Linked DNA regions of Homo sapiens: region 2 is linked to region 1. The links are chromatin loops, found by intact Hi-C in ENCODE. Cell type or tissue: IMR-90. All regions are shown on one strand.

Evidence for each region. Peaks named below come from ENCODE experiments on the same cell type or tissue, not always from the same donor. Only the 100,000 strongest peaks of a DNase experiment are listed, where the experiment ranks them.
Region 2: it touches region 1 in a loop (4-fold over the local background); 20 of 110 quality-filtered maps call a loop at or near these places.

Annotation. Positions count from the first base shown.
Region 1 is chr2:144,509,728-144,512,227 of GRCh38, forward strand. All of the region lies in intron 2 of ZEB2 (zinc finger E-box binding homeobox 2), which reads right to left. Among named protein-coding and RNA genes, the nearest start is that of ZEB2-AS1, 8.6 kb to the right of the region's middle. RefSeq lists enhancers at 565-1,480, 1,128-1,197, 1,228-1,277. In IMR-90, no CTCF peak of the experiment used is centred here; a DNase peak (open chromatin) is centred at 1,184; H3K4me3 peaks cover 872 bases; H3K27ac peaks cover 1,521 bases.
Region 2 is chr2:143,933,890-143,936,389 of GRCh38, forward strand. No RefSeq gene overlaps it. Among named protein-coding and RNA genes, the nearest start is that of QTMAN-AS1, 1.9 kb to the right of the region's middle. In IMR-90, no CTCF peak of the experiment used is centred here; a DNase peak (open chromatin) is centred at 1,212; H3K4me3 peaks cover 282 bases; H3K27ac peaks cover 1,854 bases.

The DNA.
Region 1 (2,500 bases):
AGACAGTCTAGGAGCAAGATAATGTCGCTGAAAAGTTGTCACGAGAGGTTTCTGCTCTTGCTGTGGTCTCATTCCAATACCATTAACTGCATGTTACTTTTGCATGTTGAAAATGGTGGCAAATAACACAGTAAAACCTGACAGGTCTGCCTGCGAGGGTTTAAACAGTTCCCAGGAAGGAGGCCTTTAGGCACAAACTTTCTCTCACAAGAGAACGTGAATACCACCAACCCCTCCCCTACAAATCCTGAAGCATCCAGTTTGAGATACAAAAAGGCTGTCATCTCACAAATGTTAAACATACTAAAAAAATCTGAAAAAAAAGTATGGAGAAGGTGTGAAAAACGTGGCACTTTACAGCCCTCAAAGCTTTTTAAAATAGCACAACTTTTCCCCCTAAAATTCTTTTCAGAGAATTTTTTTTTTCCTTTTTGGCTCATTTGAGAGTTTCTTCTTGGCTTTTTTCCCCTTTCATTTGAAAATATGAATTATCATAAAAAGTCAGGGGGAAAAATGGGAAAGTCTTTTCCAGTTTTCCTGAGGATTTATCAGTGTGTTCAGGCTGGGTGTGAGGACCCGTCACTGAAACCAGACCAGGGGCCCAGTCTCCAGCTCGCCCGTCCCTCCCACCCCCAGGGCCCTCACCTCTCTGGTCCGCTGGTAAACAATCAGACTTATTAAAGCCAAATCGTAGGCAGCACTTAAGGGCGGGAAGTCCACACACCTGACCCCAAATCTAACAGGCTTCTGGGGGAGAATTCGATCCCCTCCTGACACTTTTTACCTCAAGTGTTGAGCGGGTGGCCATGAATAGTACAGACATGCCATCTTGTAACACTATATGCCTGTCAGGAGGGACAGGGCCTGGTGGAGCATCAGCTATATAAGGCTGGTAACTAGGGGAAGCCCAACAAACAGCCACAAACACCTAAGTTATTTTACTCAGCTACTACCCTGTGCCTCTCTCTCTCTCTCTCTCTCTCTCTCTCTTTCTCTCTCTCTTTCTTTTCATCTTGGCTTTCTGTGGCAGAATGCAAATGGAGCCTGCCGGCGGTGAAAGGGCTGAATTGTGATTAAGAAGAAGAAGAGCTCCTTTCTTTGTTCTCCCCTCAGGGGATGTTTACTGGGAGAGACACAGCGGATCAGATATGAAAGGCATTCAGGTCAGCATTGATGTGAGCGAAAGTGAAATCATACCTAAGGCATTCAAAAGACCGCCGTGTCAGGGGTTCAGCTAACGGTGCAGCTACTGGGTGTGTGTGTGTCTTCCCGGAGAGGCAAAAATCTTTTCACAGACTGGCAGTTTTTTTCCCCTCTCTAATTTACTACAAAATTATAAAAGTTTTTCCCCCATTTGCCTCCCACCAGATGACACAAGAGTTGGTATTTTCTGTCTTCATGGACCACACGCGAAATCAGACCAACTTCTAATAACTGTTGTTTCCTAAATGAACCAGCAAGGCACCATCTGAACTGTGATTTTCTTTTAAACAGGTGTATTCATGTGGGCTACATATATGCATAATATGTAGGAGAGAACGGAAAGAAGAGAAAAGCCAAAAGATACACGCATGGATGGCTTTTCTTCTTACCTCCTCAGAGGAAACACAAGACAAAACACACACATGCACATACACAGCATAAAAACACTACAGAACACCTTAAAATGAAATCCTTTATTTACTTTGTAACTACTAGTTACACTTTTCCTGAGAGATTTCACTCTGACATGACTGTCACACAAGATAAAAGTATTTGGCACATAGCTATTAAGGCAAAGGCTTCCATGGAGCCTACTGATTATTATCGTTTTCCTTTTAAAAACTGCTTGATGAAGAAATACTTGGATCTTACTTTTTAAAAGTTTACCCTCCCCACAGCCCAAATAGTCATTCAATAGATTTTCCAAGTGGTAAGCTGATGCTGTTGGCATAAACAGAGCTATGTAAATATATACAAAATTCACAAATCACAGCAAACATACAAATAATGAGGAGGTGCCTGGATGTTTCAAGGCTTAAAAATGAAAAGGAAAATTACATTTCATCTTCTGATTGCTAAAGACAGAAAAGAAGTAAAGAGGGGGAATAGGGCTATATTTATTGGTTTAAATCATCCTTCCCTCTGCTCTGAATTATTTTTTTCAACCTTCACATCTTGGCTAAAAAGCATATTTGGGCTTATGTTAACATCTGCTTTTGTGGTGACATTTAATTCTGTATATTTTCAACTAGTGTTTCTGCATCACAGATTTTCCTCCTTTATCTCTTTGCTCTGAAAAGACAACCAAAGAGCAATCAAAAAGGTGTCTGACTTGGCCATTCAGACAATTGCCCCCTTGTGGGAATGCGGGAATGAATGGTACAGTGGACACCCCAGCACCATTGACGTTATAAACATGTAAATGAAACACATTAGGGCAGACAATCAATTGTCTGTGAGCATTGCAAACCTGCACTCCCTCTCTCTGTGACAGGCACAAAATAGTGTCTACCTTGGG
Region 2 (2,500 bases), 580 kb before region 1:
TGACCAGAAAGAAAACAAATAGACTTTCAAAATATAACATTTAGATTGAAAAAAAAAAAGTATAATGGGTCAGTTTGTTTACTTAGAGAAGGTATTCTTAATGTTCTTAATTATGTATGAGTACATAATCTAGGTTGGTACAATTTTAGATGAAGCTGCTAAAACTAAAATGTTTGAGAAAACAGATATTGCTAAATAGTACAGAGAAACCACTTTATACAGCACCATTTTTTCATTGAACACTCAACTGAGAAGTAAAACATCCAGAACATGCCCAGTTTATTGGGAGTTTGTTTTCATATTTCTGCATGTGTTTATAAAAGCATTTCAAGATGTAGCTTTTTACTGATTCTACCTTGTTAAAAAATCAATCAAGCAACCATCATTTGCTAATAAATGTTTTTATCACAGCTTTCAAACCTTTTTCAAGACATCTGAGCTCATCTTCACTTCCTCCTTCTTGAAAAAGAGACCCCATGGTGTGACACTCTAAAACCACCTCTGGATTTAAAACTATGGCTGCCTGGAATTGAAGGCCCAGTTGCTGAGATTCCCTGATTTGCAAAGCAAGGGAGAGTTCCTAACTGAATAACTTGAGTTTGTAACTAAAAACAAAAACAAAAACCTGCTCATCTATTGCAAGTAAGTATACTCCCTTTGTTACATGGTATGCAATTAGATGCCTTTGAAATAAAAGGTAAGTTAAATCAGAAGTCTCGGGGACAAGAAAATACTATTTTAAAACAGGGAGTGTCAGATGTTTTTCAATTCAGTACCAAAGGGTATTTCACAGGTAATTTCTCAGGGCTGATGTTAGCTAATTATTAGCTACCATATCCTGCCTGCCATTCTTAGTGACTATCTCCTGGCAGAAAGACACAGCTAGGAGTGTTTTGTTTCATTTGTCCTTGGAGTTTTTATCAGCATCAAGAAGGTGGACTGAGCCAAAGTTAGAAGAATTCTGGAGCTAAGCAAAAAGCGACACGTTTAACAGCCCCCATTAATTGGGGCTGTTACATGATTAATTTGAGAAAAACAGAAGAGACCGATTTCTTTACAACTCACAGTTGGATGCAACGCACTAAAAGTAATCCTGTAAATTACATTTTAAATCTCCAACATATTCCGAGCAGATAAAATAGTGGCATGATTGACCAAACTCCTTTTAAAAGTACACATATTACGATGCATCATAGTTATAAACAGATGGTATTTGGCCTCCTTCCTATTCTCAACATTTGGAATTTCTAAACTATGTGAATTAAACAATAATATTTTATAAACATACAAGGGATTTTGCTCACTGCTTTGTTAACATAGAAATTATACAATGCTGACATTTATTTAAATTTTAAAAAGTAAACAACAGTGTGCATCGAAATAAAGCAAACTAAAATCAACATAGAGAAGTATGTTCTGTGTGCGTACTACCTACAATGGCACTGGCCTTTTAAAGGGAAGACATAATGGGTTGAAGAACAAATTGTAGCATAGATCGGCCTAATCCCTTGTACTCCAAGGCTCATTTAACACCTCTCTGTAAACAACGGATATTTATACCATAATTGGCTATTTGACCATCAGTGTTCATTTACTATGTAACCTGCTATTATGGAGTTAAAAGAAGCTCCCCTTCATTGGCTCGTCAGCTTTCAGAGTAGCGAAAGTGTCCTCGCAGTTTTAAAAACACTTACACAAACGGGAATCAGTCTGACACTTGTACTCAGAATGAGAAACATTATCATGATATCAATAAGTATATATTTATTCTTTGGGGGATATTATTGCCAGAAAGAAAAGGAAATATATTAGATCTGAGTGTCATTTCCTAAGATTCTTTTCTAAAATTATAGCTTTAACCCTTTAGCCGCAGTTTGGAAGGGAGACCCATCTGCTGATTTGATGTACTAAATAGAAGGCACTTGGTTTCCAAACACTATTCTCAGATTCGCAAAGTTGCGCTGTGATGAATAAATAATGAATCAGATATTTCAATCCGTTTTATGATTTTTGAAAGCCCTGATTATCATTGTTTACAGTCTCTTCTTAATGCACTTCCCATGCGTTCTTGTTCAGCCTTCCAAGAGTTGGTTTATGTAGGCCACCCTCTCCCAACCTCGCTTTACTTTTGGACTGCTCTCACGTGTTAACCCACCCGCTCACACCTTTAAACCAGTTTGGGGAATATTTCAAATCTGAGGGGGGAAATCTTGAGCGACAGATGACAAGGAGTATTCGCAAACACTCCAGGCTAATGTTGCTTGTATTTGGTCACAGGTGTGCCCTGCTTTTGCGTACTATAATATCTCTATTGGTGAGAAAGAGGGAGAAAATTATGCTAAAACCACATGGATAGAAAGGAAAACGGCACTGCTGAAATCAGGAAGGATCAGCATTCCTTTTCTCCTATACATACGTGTGTATACTCAGATAAATAATGATAAATCACGGCAGTGTGAGGGAGGCTTTTAACAAAATACAAGCTTCAAAATAGGAATAT